2 separate regions of the Homo sapiens genome follow, and region 1 is linked to region 2. The links are chromatin contacts, found by Hi-C or POLR2A ChIA-PET in ENCODE. All regions are on one chromosome and are shown on one strand. Each heading gives the region's core, a stretch centred on a gene start or an enhancer-like site at or near the end of the contact. The rest is flanking DNA. Distances are from core to core; before and after follow the strand shown.

Region 1 (6,834 bases), core at 227-2,726, 4.5 Mb after region 2:
CTCAATTCTGGCTCTTCTATTTATCAGCAGTGCAATCTTGAGCAAACTGTTTCTGCTTCTACGTTAAAGAAATGGGGGTAAAAATAATACCTACTTCAAAGATTGATTCTGAGGATTCACAAGATACTACATGTAAAGTAATTAGCACTATGTACCAATCAATACATTGTAGTTTTATTACTATTATGACATTATTACTGATGAATAGGAGTCTGCCAGCTACCGAAGAGGTTTAGGGAATAAAGAGGATTCCGCATATCTGAGAAAAGGTGAATGTGCAGCCTATGAGAAATGTCACTTCTAATAATGCAACCTCCTATGGAACAAAAATGCCACCCTCCTTCAAGATGCCCTCCCAAGCCTGTTCCCCCATGGAGCTGGCCACTCCTTTGCACTTTCAGACTGTATTTCTTATGCTTTTCTTATGGCTTCAACTTCAGCTTCTCTTTAGTTGAGTGCATTCACCTGTCTAGGGAGTGCATGTTCATTGTCACGCACTATGAAGGTATAAGGTGATAATAGGCTTAAATCAGACTCAAGTTCATGACTACGATATAGGAAGGGTTATAAACCCCCACAAAAGGGGTTTCTAAGAACTGCACTTGGAGTTGGGAAATTCTACTTACTTGCTGACATAACTCGCCTTCTAGAATGGAAATAGCCAGAGCACATAGCCCGGTTTAGACTTGCAACACCTGGTGGAGACACCTTATTCATTCATTCGACAATTTACCAAGCACTGTTCAAGATTACAAAGTTTAACAGGACACGATGAAGGGAAAGAAAATAGACATATAAACAAATGATCACAACATCTTGTGATCAGTGCTAATAACAGCACTTTGGACAAATTGATTCAAGTTGCCCAGAGGGCGGAGCGAGTAATGCTAATACACAATAAGCATCCACAGGCTGAGCGAATGACCTTGAGGAACTGTTTGGCGTCAGCTACGGCACTACAAACATGACCAAAGCCGCACGGGGCCCAGGATGCCCGGGGCTACTGGCTTCGGGTGCCAGCGTCACTTGTACTCGGTCAACACACGTGCACAGAGCACCTACTGTGAGCCAGGCGTGACGCCAGGGTGACCAAGGCGGGGTCCGCAGAGTAGGGTCTCAGGGCGACCCCAGCAGCCTGGAAACGAGGCGGGCTTCCCATATGTCACTTCTAAGTAGGATATTGGAGGAATGAAGAGGTCTAAATGACACGTTAAGGTAAAAGCTGAGCCCGCAACATGCGGGCAGTCCACCACCGCGGGATTTGGGGAGGGGGCAGGTCAGCCCCCCCAGGAACCCTCAGCCAGCATCCCGAGGACCCCGCAACTCCTCTAACCCCAGGTCCAAGCTCACCCGTGAATCAGAACTTACCGGAGGCCACGGAGGCTGTTACCGCGAGGAAACTCTAGTCCTGGCGGAAGACCAACTTCTAGCAGATCCCCTTACCCTGGCTCTAGTCCACTAGCTCCTTCCTAGTCACAACCGAACTCACGGGGCGGAGGCCCTTAAGGAGCACTCGCATCCTTCAATCGCCGACTAGAAGCTCGCCCGGTGGGCGGAGCCGTGCCAGCTCAGGGCAGAGCGAGGAGGCAGAAGTCTCCGCCTTCCTCAAGCTTGGTTGAGAAGTCCACCTGCAGTTGCAAAGTACGGCTGTTTGAAAGCGGGCGCCAGAGGTGGCGGGAAGCTCCCCCTGTGCGCCCATTGGTGGATTCGAGAGCCAATTACGAGGAAGTCACCCCGGAGTGGGCGGGCTGATCGGTTGCCTAGAGACGCCGAGGCGCTTCACCCGCTACCTTCGGCCAGGGTGCAGCAGTCTTACGGGGACCCCTTGCCCGTTTGGTACCGGAGACTGCAAAGGTGACTCGTGCCTCCTGCGCTTCAGCACACAGAATCCCGCAGATTCCCCACCGAACTCTTGCCTTAGAGGTTTTTTACATTTGCCCTTGTTTTCTAAGGCGCCTGCTTCCCCATTATTTAACAGCCTTAGATATTTTGCTTTGTCTTCTACCTTACTAGGTGCCGCTTTGTTTACATTTTTGCTTCTTTAATTACTGATAAGATGGCACATTTTTCCACGTGTCTATTTACTACTCTAATTTCCTCGGGTGTGAGTGTTCTTGTCACTTAGGTGTATATTATTAACCTGCCCCTAAAGACAGCGCCACCCAGTCCTCAGTAAAGCCCAGTACTGTGTCTATCTTCTCTGGCTGAAAGGGTTCCAGTGAATAATCAAGGAATTGGTGGCGGCAGGTTCACATATCCTTTCAACCCTTTCCCATGTGTACTGGCACGGAGTAAAATGGTTGTTCGAGGCTCTTCATACTGTGGCTGGTTTTCCTTTGCTACTTCACCGTCCGCCCCCATGATGCCTACACTGACCCCTGTAACCCCATAAACTGGTATAGGGTTTGGCAAACAACAGGTAATTTAACCCACTGTAATAGAATGAACGAAATCACAGCCTGAGCTAACAATGGTTCCCAGAGCGCTTTTTTTCTTTCACCTGCTGTGAAAGCTGTTTCTTTCACCTGCATCGCCTCTACCTTCTCCTGCTACTTAGTTTTGAAGACAGACTAGCACCTCCTTTGAAGCCTTTCATGACACACACTCCCTCACTTCGCAAAAATGATCTTTCCTACCTCTGTACACAGTGTATCCTATATATCCTATTATAGTTCTTTTATCTACTGTAAGTTTTTGTGTGTCTTACACTCAGTACAACGTGAATATCTTGAAGTACTCACTTTACTTCTTGGGTGTCTAACATGACCCTGGTAGGCACTCAAAACAATTATGTTAAATGAGTAAATGAATAAATGAACAAATAGATGAAGATTTTGGCAGGGGGGCAGGCAGAAAAAGCAAATAAAAGGCCTTCAAGTAAATGGCATTTGTTGAATCTGAGCCAAGGCATCTTAGTGAGAATTAAATGCACTTTTCACTTTTCACATCCCACTGAAGTCGATTGGCAAACTGTATGTTGCATTCTGTGCTGAGGGTTATGATGGAGTGCTGCAGCAAGAATGCCAGGTGATCCCCATGCACAAACAACTGCTTCTTAGAAGGATGAAAGCATAAAACGTGTCAGGGTAAGCACATGAGGAGGCAGTGTTTATAATCCATTACACAGTGCTTTACAGATTGGTAAATTCTTTCACAAGCATCATCTCATTTGGTTCTCACTACAACACTGTGGGGGGTTAGGACAGGTATTCCTACCCATTTTCCAGTTGAAGAAACTTACATAAAAATAAATTAAATGACTTGTCCAAGGCTACACAGCTAATACAAGGCAGACAGAATCTGAAACCAGGTCCTTTATCTCCAAACCCAGAGCTCATCACTACATACAAAATATTTTAGTGAGACTAGCATATACGTGACAAAGAGGGAAAATAAAGAATAAATCAACCTCCCATCCTGCCATGCCTCTAAAAATGGTTTTTGGTGGAGTTATGGATATATTCAACTAAATTTCTTTGACCACCTATCCTGTTTAAGTCCTGGCCTAGGTGCAGGGTAGGACCCCTATGCTCAAGGTACCAACACTCTGAGTTACAAGATGCTTACGTAGAAAGATAAATAATAATAAAAATTGTTTACTAAGTGTAATAAGAGTAGAATAGGCAATAATTCTAGGGAAAGTGAACACCTAAAGATGAATCTATCAAGGCAGGTTCAAGGAAGAAGAGAAGGAGAGAGCTCAACAGGTCAGTTGATTAGCATGAGTGCAATTTAAAGGCCAGACCAGCAAAAGTGCAGGAATCTTACATTTAGATGTAAGTCTGGAGAAGAAGGCAGGAAGGAGGTGGTCCATAGAAGAGCTTTAAGCCTGGGAGAATAGGAAGGGCATTCTACAGAGGTCAGGTAATGGTGTGCACAAGGAATGAATCTAACATCCAAAGAAACACAAGCAGACAGAGGCATTCTGGGATAAGAAAGGCAAGTGTGGGAGAAGAAAGTAAAACTGCCAAAGATCTCAAATGCTGGACAAAAGATTATTTGTGAAACGTTGGCTCGATGTTTACCTTGCATGTTTTAAATGGGCACACCTATGAGCTGGGTGAGACATTTCAAGAGAAAATGTCACATTGTTGATGAGATGGGGTCCCTCCCACTAACAAGCATTTATAAAGGTAAAGCTAAACCATTATTTCTCCTTTTTCCTCCTTTTTGGTGTCAAAGCTATCAGGTCAAAGCAATGTCATCACAGGAGTGCTATCCAAAGTGCTATCATCAAGGAGTACTATCTTCAAAGGAACACAGAACTTAGAGTAAGAAGATCTGAGTTCAAGTCCCAGTTCTCCTACCTACTAGCATTGTCCATAACAATTTAACACTCAAAAGCCTCAAAGTCCTTATCTGAAAATAGGGATGATAATACCCACTTCTCAGGATTGTGGCCAAAAAAAAATGAGATGAGATTGTGAGAAACAGCTTTTAAATGTAAAAACATTATTTTCCATTGTGTTTCTATGTACTATGGCTTATTGGATTAGAGTACACACTGGGGTCTGAGGTAGTAAGGAAAAACCAGGAAGGTGTTCTGGGAGTGGATGGCAGAGAAAGACAAGGGTGAATGTGTGCCGAGGGCAACAGGAGCTTATGGGATGGGACAAACAAAGAGTCTACACAAAGGATATGGCTTCATGAGAACAGGACAAAAATAGGAAGTGCTAGAGATGGAACAGGAGTACTTGGAAAGAACCAAGGAAGATCAGACCATTATTTACATCTTATTCAACAGTATTTTGGGAACACCTACTTTGTGCCAAACACTGTGCTGGGATCATTTAATATTGACATGTGGATCAAAATGCCCACTCTGCTCAAGTCCCTTCTCACAGAATCTGCTCCTGCTCACAGTCATTATGACCTCACCACCATCACCATCCTACCACCCACGGTCCTGGCCAGACTTGACTGAATCAAAGGGGAACACTAGACCCAAGCTGGGCCAATCGTATTCCCTTCCCAGATAACTAAGATTCCACAAAACTGAGCAAGGTGGTAGCCATACAGAGGAGAAGCAGACTTTTATTACACTTGCCTGTATTTTATGGGAAATATGCTTCCTCCATAACTGTGTCATATACATGGTAGACCCTAGACTGAAGATCATGAACTTTTGCCACTGAAAGCCATGTATCTGTCTGGTTCCTGTACTTTGAAAAGCCAGACAGTTTAGCTTTTCCTTGCATTCTGTGATAACTAAACCTTAAAAACTTTTTGACTTGAGCTGGCTTGGGTCATTGTAGAGGTTGAATCATGTTCCCTAAAATTTCATGTCCACCTAGAACTTCAGAATGTGACTTTATTTGGAAATATGGTTTTTGCTGATACAATTGTTTAATATGAGCTCATTCGGGATTAAACTTAGGTAAAGCTAAACCATCATTTCTCCCTTTTCCTCTTTTTTGGTGTCAAAGCTATCAGGTTAAAGCAATGTCATCACAGAAGTGCTATGCAAAGTGCTATCAGCCTTAAGTCTAATGACTGGTGTCTTCATAAGAAGAGAGGACACAAAGAGACACATAGGGAGAAGACAGCCATGTGAGGGTAAAGGTGGTGATTGGGGTTAGATTGCCATAGGCCAAGGAACGTCTGGGGCCACCAGATGCTGGAAGAGACAAGAAAGGATTTTTCCCTAGAGCCTTTGGAGGGAGCATGGCCCTACCACATCTTGATTTCAGACTTCTATCTTCCAGAACTGTGAGAGAATAAACTTCTGTTGTTTGCGGTATTGGTTACAGTAGCCCTAAGAAGTTAATAAAGGTAGGTTTACATTCTTGGCAACCAAACATTCATGACTAAGATACATTTTTAGTGATTATATTTGAAAAGTCTAGACCAGTGATACTCCAAATAGGGCCATGGTCCACTGGTATACCTCATTTGTATTAAATGATACAAATGCCCAAGGCATTTCTTCAATTATCATAGGAAAATAATTTGTAGATTTTTATTTTTACATACAATTAGAAATCCACCAAGTAAGATATAGGAAGTTACTAATGTTAAGAATTTGTAAATTAAAATGAGTGCATTTTTCGGGTTTATCAAGAATGATCATCATTTGGATGTGCAATATTACAAAGCTCTTGCTCATGCACAGTTGAAGGTAATTGGAATTCCCAGTTTTGGAAGGAGGATGTTAATAGCACCATTCCCCCAGGAAGTCATGGTCTTTACGAGCTGTTATTACTGTTTATTTATTAACTATGTTTGGCTTCATCAATATCAAGTAAGCTTATTGTGAGTTGTTTGATTAAACCAACTCTATGTAGTGTTAACTACTTTAAATATTTTCACTTTTTCTATAGCGACTTTAAAATAATATACATTTGGGTGGGGCGCCATGGCTCATGTCTGTAATCCCAGCACTTTGGGAGGCTAAGCCCGGCAGATCACCTGAGGTCAGGAGTTTGAGACCAACCCAGGCAACATGGCGAAACCCCGTCTCTACCAAAAATATAAAAATTAGCAAGGCGTGGTGGCACATGCCTGTAGTCCCAGCTACTTGGGAGACTGAGGGAGGAGAATCACTTGAACCTGGGAGGCGGAGGCTGCAGTGAGCTGAGGTCAGCCACTGCACTCCAGCCTGGGCAACAGAGCGAGAGTCTGTCTCAAAAAACTAAATAAATAAATAAAATAATAGACATTTAGAGGTTCGAGTTCTTATTACTAAAACAATCAACTTGTAATTCCTCTGAAATTTGCTTATACTTTATGAAAATATGCTGGCTATGAATTTTTTCTGCTTAAATAACATATTTATCAAGGCAAGTGTGAAAAATTACTTGTTTTTTGAAAAATAGGGCAGTATTTAGGAATATA
Region 2 (7,198 bases), core at 486-2,985:
GCCTCAGCCTCCCGAGTAGCTGAGGCTACAGGGGTGAGCCACCGCGCCCGGCCTAGAATAATTTTCGATTGCTGGTTGAGCAGAGCAAGGCCAATATGAGTTGAGGAAAGCAGAGATGGAAAGGCTCTTTATAGTTAATGATTTCTCATTTTTGCTTTGCTTCCTTTTGCCAAAGTCGGCTTGTCATCTGAGAGTGGAGAGGATTTGTTAGATCTTATGAAGCCAGAGCTCACTTCTGATGTGAACCAAGTATTAATAATTTTGGTGGTGGTTTTCTGTACTGCATCTGAGAGAGTAATCATTGTTCTTTGAAGATGCAATAATTCTACGCTACTACGGGACTTAGGGAAATAATTTTTGAGGATAGGAAGCACAGAATAATTAAGATGACAAGTCTTCCTGCCTCAAAATCATATCACTCTGATTCGAATAAAAAATACCAAGGTTTTTCCTTCTTGAGGTTTTATACTCATGGAAGTTCTTCAACCTGAGGTCTGAAAAATAAGGCAACCCCATCCTCTCCTTAAACAGGTTAGAGCCAGTACCTTTTTATTTCTCTATGCACGGACAAAATAATTATGCAAAAAAAAAAAAGAGGCAGGTTTTGTTTTTTTTTTTGCACTACTGAAATTCACACTTAACATATAAACAATCTGCTATATGCAGACAGCACTGGTGTTTAGAGTTCAATGATCTGGATTCAAGCCTATTTAAAACCAGATAAGAGAAAGTTCCCAAACATCTATGTGTCTTGGATTCTTCATCTGTAAAATTGCGTTGTTGAGAAGATAATATGAGACTAGGCGCGCAAAACAATTTGTTAGAGCTATTATTTCTAACCCGGAATGTGTTCGCTGGCAGTAACAGTGCATTAGTTACGATTCATCGAGGGCAGCTTCTGGACTTTCTGTTTGGAAGCCCAGCTGAGGCAAAAGCAGCAGTGCGTTTAAAAATTGGAGCTCGCCACATTCTGAAATTCTTTCGGTTCGTGAAAGCAGTAACCTAGGAAACGAGACTGGCACCACCCCTTTCAGTCCTAAAGCTTGGTTTCTCCCGCTTTTCTCCATTATGTTTAGGGCATCGCTATTTTACAGTCTTTTTGTTTTTTCTTTCCACATCATTAGCACAAAAGAGAAATTCCCCTTCTACAGAAGCAAGTACAAAACCTTTCTAGTCGCTCCTTTTTGGCAGCAGCTCACCTACTATTTTTTTCTATTCCGCGGTCGCAGCCCCAGACGTCCTCAAAGACAAATATTTTCGCGAGGGCCAGTGTAGGGCAGGAACTCCCTAGGCCTTGAATCAAGGGAATCCAGTAGATAACAACAGAAAGGACTCCGACCCAGGTACCTGAGACATCTGAGACCGCCAAAATTAACACAACACCCTACGCGACAGAGAAAACTCTGGGCGGGGAGAGAGAAAGAGAGCGAGCGAGCGAGAGAGAGAGAGAGCGAGAGAGAGAGAGAGAGAGAGAGAGAGAGAGAGAGAGAGAGAGAGAAAGAGAGCGAGCGAGAGAGAGCGAGAGAGCGAGAGAGCGAGAGAGCGAGAGAGCGAGAGAGAGAGAGAGAGAGAGAGAGAGAGAGAGAGAGAGAGAGAGAGAGAGAGAGAGACGAGAGGAAGCAACGTTCTCGCGACAAGAGGGGTGTCGACGGAAACTCGGAAATGGTCCCCTAGACGACCCGGCCCCAGCTAGTGGGTGGGGCCAGGGTACATCCGCCCCTTTCCGGTTTTTTTCCCCGCCTCCCAACCGTGAGGTGTTGGGTTTGGGGGACGCTGGCAGCTGGGTTCTCCCGGTTCCCTTGGGCAGGTGCAGGGTCGGGTTCAAAGCCTCCGGAACGCGTTTTGGCCTGATTTGAGGAGGGGGGCGGGGAGGGACCTGCGGCTTGCGGCCCCGCCCCCTTCTCCGGCTCGCAGCCGACCGGTAAGCCCGCCTCCTCCCTCGGCCGGCCCTGGGGCCGTGTCCGCCGGGCAACTCCAGCCGAGGCCTGGGCTTCTGCCTGCAGGTGTCTGCGGCGAGGCCCCTAGGGTACAGCCCGATTTGGCCCCATGGTGGGTTTCGGGGCCAACCGGCGGGCTGGCCGCCTGCCCTCTCTCGTGCTGGTGGTGCTGCTGGTGGTGATCGTCGTCCTCGCCTTCAACTACTGGAGCATCTCCTCCCGCCACGTCCTGCTTCAGGAGGAGGTGGCCGAGCTGCAGGGCCAGGTCCAGCGCACCGAAGTGGCCCGCGGGCGGCTGGAAAAGCGCAATTCGGACCTCTTGCTGTTGGTGGACACGCACAAGAAACAGATCGACCAGAAGGAGGCCGACTACGGCCGCCTCAGCAGCCGGCTGCAGGCCAGAGAGGGCCTCGGGAAGAGATGCGAGGATGACAAGGTAAGGACGACCCTTTTCTCTTCAAACCCCATGGTTTCTTTTCTCCCCGGGGTCTGGGGCGGGATGTTAATCCGCTAGCTGTTGTCTTATGCCTTCCAGTATTTCAGTCCTGAAGGCTCCTTTCACCCCCAACAACCCTGTTTCTGTCAGACTTTTCCCAGTTTATCAGTGCCACGTTCTCTGGTCCCTGCCAGAAAAAAATGACTGTAAATTCTGGTTCTCAAGAGTGGACTGTGTGCAGATGCTGCCTATTCTCTAAGCTCAGCTGGTGAGTTGGCAGTAGTAATCATCTGGCCTGTGTGGCCCCCTTACCTTCAAAGACACACAAATCTGGCGACTGCCAGGTTTGGTGTGGTTATTGTCTCATTTTTATTCCGTGCACACTGATCAATATTAATTTCGTTATTTAAAGAACGAAGCCGCCTCTGACTCCTCTACTTATGGTAGTCATCATATATTTTTTAAGCTGTGTGACTTTTAAAATCTCTATAGGGTGATGTATTGAATAACTAAATAATCAGCTATGACTGCCTTTTTGTGATCAAAATGTTATGATAGATGGGCCCTCGAGCTATATGTGAGACACACTTGTGTCTTGGACATAGTTGATCCATCATTATCTACTCAATTTGAATTGTTAATGAAATCAGCCAAAAGATTAGAATCTGAAAATAAATTTTAAGCAGTGGAATGTCATGTCAGTGTCTTCATTGAAAGAAAATAGAATGAAATTTTGTATAGCTAAGTTGCTATTAGGGTTGGTGTTTTATGCAGATGGAAAACTATACAAAGTTTTAAATATAAAAAGTTTAAAATTGAACTGTAATCATACTTGCTACTAAATAATCCTTGTTTTCATTAGCTCATTGGTAACTATATTAATAGTTTATGACTTAGCAACTTCTGTAGGTATAGTAGAGTTATGAAAATTTCTGGGCAGGATAGTAGATGCCTTTCTATACACTTCTTTGGTAATCTTCACATTTTTGTGTGTAAATGCCCATTATAATTACAAGTTTTACTTTGCATATCAAAATCACTTAAGGGTAAGTCATTATGAATTAAACTGTCTGTGAGCTTCTAACTTTCCTGTTGACAGCCTCTACCTGGCTTTCTTATTTCATGAAGATTAAGGCCCTCAGCTAAGTGCTTCCCTATAACCCCCTCCTCTTCACCATAACATAGACATGCTATGATAGGGTCAAGGAATCAGTACATTTATATGTGCGCTGCATGCTTAACTCTAAAGACTGAAAAACTCTCGGGCAGAGTAGGTAGAAATCCATGAAAGTTTGGAGTATTAAAGTAAGGTCTTCCTACTTGGCATGGTTGAGCATTACAATTCACATTCTTCTCTCTGGTCTCAAAGGAAAGTCTCTTGTTGTAATTAATACTCTTGATTCCATTCTTTCATCCATTGGACTTTTTGTTGTTGTCGTTGTTGTTGTTGTTGTTGTTTTTTGAGACGGAGTTTTGTTTTTGTTGCCCAGGCAGGAGTGCAATGGCGTGATCTCAGCTCACTGCAACCTCCGCCCCCCCGGGGTTCAAGCAATTCTCCTGCTTCAGCCTCCTGAGTAGCTGGGATTACAGGCATGCACCACCACGCCTGGCTAATTTTGTATTTTTAGTAGAGAAGGGGTTTCTCAATGTTGGTCAGGCTGGTCTTGAACTACCAACCTCAGGTGATCCGCCCGCCTCAGCCTCCCAAAGTGCTGGGATTACAGGTGTGAGCCACCATGCCCAGCCTCTTTTTTTTTTTTTTTTTTTAAAGAGACAGGGTCTCATTGTGTTGCCCAGGCTGGAGTGCAGTAGCTGTTACACAGGCATGATGCACTATAGCATTGAAATCCTGAGCTCAAGTGATCCTCCTGCTTCAGCCTCTGAGTAGCTGGGACTGCAGGTGTGCACCACCTTGCCCAGCTCTACTGAACTGTCTCTTTCAGTTTGTTTCACTTTTTACCTTCAACAGTATGTGGGTGTCCCCTGTTCTCAGTAAAGGAAAAAAAATCTGTATATTCCTTTCTCCCAACCAACCCATTTGTTTTTTCACTTTCATTGCTAAAGTCAAATTATTGATGGTCTACAAATGTTCCATCTACCTATTTTTTCATAACCATCCTAATCTTAAAATGTCTGCCATCTTTCTTTCCTCCCCTTTTTTGAAACTATTCTCTTGAAGGTCACAAATGGCAGTCTTCCTAGTCAAAACCAAAGAATATTTTTATTCTTACTGTATTTGACCTCCCAGTAGTTTGATCCTGTTGATTGTCTCTAGCTATTTGGAAACTATTTTCTTTCTTGCTTCTGTTATACTGGACTCTCCAGTCTTATCTTCTTCACTATATTCTTTGCTGGATTTATTTTTTCTTTCCAGTCACCTAGTAAGGGACTCTGTTATTGAGCCTTTGCTCTCCCATAAGAGCAGTATTCCCCAAAGTAGTGTTAAACAGAATACCCTTCTTGTAATATTTCTTAGGTGGTGAGGAGAAAAAAATGAAAACCTTTTTTGGAGGGAAATGTTAGTGTATCCTCCTCTTGGAATTCATAATGCCTGCTGGAATATAAAAGCTCTGAGAAATCCATTAATAAAGAAGGCTATTCAATTTTGTTTAACTCAGTCTTGTTTAGTTTATTTGATCACAGGTTACTATTTTCATGGCCTACCTATTATGGCACAGAATAATATAGCAAAGCCCACTAGTTTGGGAAATATTGCCCTGGGTATCTTAACTACTTTTAAGTGTTTGGCTAATATTTTATGCAGCTGGCTCACAAGACTGTATCTCTTATTGAATGTCAGTTCTGTGTGTGTATATGTGTATACATACATATATATATATATATATTTTTTTTTTTTTTTAGACAGAGTCTCGCTCGGTTAAGCAGGCTGGAGTACAGTGGTGTGATCTCGGCTCACTGCAAGCTCCGCCTCCTGGGTTCACGCCATTCTCTGCTTCAGCCTCCTGAGTAGCTGGGACTACAGGCGCCCACCTCCATGCCCGGCTAATTTTTTGTATTTTTAGTAGAGATGGGGTTTCACCATGTTAGCCAAGATGGTCTCGATCTCCTGACCTCGTGATCCACCAGCCTTGGCCTCCCAAAGTGCTGAGATTACAGGCGTGAGCCACCGCACCCGGCTAGTTCTGTATATTTTTAAAAGTTTTTTCTTTTTTTAGTTTTGTAGAGATAGGGTGTTGCTATGTTGCCCAGGCTGCTTTCAAACTCCTGGCTCCAAGTGATCTTGCCTTGGGCTCACAAAGTGCTGGGATTCTAGGTGTGTGCCACAGCACTTGGTGTGCCACTTCTGTATTTTGAGCTGGCTATAACAACTTTCTTGGGCTGCTTGTGAATGTCTGTTCTTGGGGTTAATGAGGACTCTCTGAGCTGCTTAGTAGAAAGGGTAGTCTTGGTCTCTGTATTTTAAACTTAACAGTTTTTCAGGGTTTTTTTTATTGTTATTGTTGTTTGTTTGTTTTGAGACAGGGTCTTGCTCTGTCACCCAGGCTGGAGAGCAGTGGTGCGATCATAGTTTACTACAGCCTCAAACTCCTGGGCTCAAGCGATCCTCCCACCTCGGCCTCCCAAGTAGCTGGGACTATAGGTGCATGCCACCATGATGGTCTAATTTTTTATTTTTTGGTAGAGATGAGGGTCTTATTATCTTGTCCAGGCTGGTCTCCAGTTCCTGGCCTGAAGTGATCCTCCTGCCTTGGCCTTCTAAAGTGCTGGGTGTGAGCCACCATACTTGGCCACTTAACAGTTTTAGATCTGGAAAATTATTGGAAAATTAGATCTGGAAAACTAAACAAGTGATCCTCCTGCCTTGGCCTTCTAAAGTGCCAGGTGTGAGCTACCATACCTGGCCACTTAACAGTTTTAGATCTGGAAAATTATTGCAAAGATAGTACAGGGAGTTTTTATATACCCCACACCCAGTCTTCCCTATTATTAACATCTTAACATAAGTATGATGCATTTGTCACAATTAATGAACCAGTATTGATATCTTATTATGAAAGTCCGTACTTTATTCAGATTTCTTCAGTTTTCGCCTGCTGTCCTTTTTTAATTCCAGGATCTCATCCAGAGTTACGTTACATTTAGACATTATGTCTTCTGAAGCTTCTTTTCAGCCTTTCCTTGTTTTTTAGACCTTTTCTTGTTTTTGATAATCTTGACAATTTTAAGGATTACTGATTAGGTGTTTTATATAGAATGTCCCTCAATTGGGAATTGTCTGAGTCTTTTCTCAGGATTAGACTGGAGTTGTGGGTTTTCGGACAAAGACCACAGAAGTAAAGTACCAATCTCAACACATCATAACATGGGTATGTTTTTCAAAATGATTTATCACTACTTATGTTAACCTCTATCACCTGGCGTGAGATAGTGCTTGTCAGGTTTCTCCACTATAATGTACTCTTAAAAAAAATCTGTTTCCATACTGTACACTTTGGAAGAAAGTATGTTCACCCTCACTTAATGAGTGGGTAGTTATGTTTTTCCTCCTTAAGGACAGAGTATCAACATAAACTATATGGAATTCTTCTGCAAAGGAGATTTGTCTCTTCTCCCTCATTTATTAACTTAATAATTTACTTGTATCGGTATGGACTCATGGATATTTATTTTGTACTTTGGCTTATAATCCAATATTAGTTTATTTTTTTGTTGCTCAAATTGTTCTGGCTCTGGCTGTTGGAGAGCTCCTTCATTAACTCCTGTATCCCCTTCTTACTTTTATAGTGCCAGAAAGTACAGAGAATTTCCACATACCCTACACCCAGTTTCATTGTGACATACCCCTTTCTTACTTTTTGGTACT

Evidence for each region. Hi-C counts contacts between places; a loop is a spot of excess contacts on that map. ChIA-PET counts read pairs that join two places held with the same protein, here RNA polymerase II (POLR2A). Pooled maps may share reads with other maps.
Region 1: a map of CD8-positive, alpha-beta T cell shows a loop between it and region 2 (12-fold over the local background). The contact joins the promoter of CEP152 here to the promoter of GOLM2 in region 2. A Hi-C loop is called at or near these places in 1 of 168 maps with a recorded cell type or tissue (CD8-positive, alpha-beta T cell) and 5 of 50 pooled maps. POLR2A ChIA-PET finds 5 or more read pairs at or near these places in 2 of 52 experiments (CD8-positive, alpha-beta memory T cell and activated CD8-positive, alpha-beta T cell).

Annotation. Positions count from the first base shown.
Region 1 is chr15:48,809,593-48,816,426 of GRCh38, forward strand. CEP152 (centrosomal protein 152) reads right to left here and starts at 1,477. Exons shown (of 27, transcript NM_001194998.2): 1 at 1,369-1,477. It overlaps LOC124903487 (a long non-coding RNA gene), which reads left to right and starts at 1,106. Exons shown (of 2, transcript XR_007064626.1): 1 at 1,106-1,215; 2 at 1,339-2,317. RefSeq lists enhancers at 627-1,188, 1,847-1,906 and a silencer at 1,481-1,671.
Region 2 is chr15:44,286,984-44,294,181 of GRCh38, forward strand. GOLM2 (golgi membrane protein 2) reads left to right here and starts at 1,736. Exons shown (of 10, transcript NM_138423.4): 1 at 1,736-2,373. The coding sequence starts at 2,047. RefSeq lists enhancers at 795-1,701, 1,083-1,152, 1,548-1,842 and a silencer at 1,653-2,012.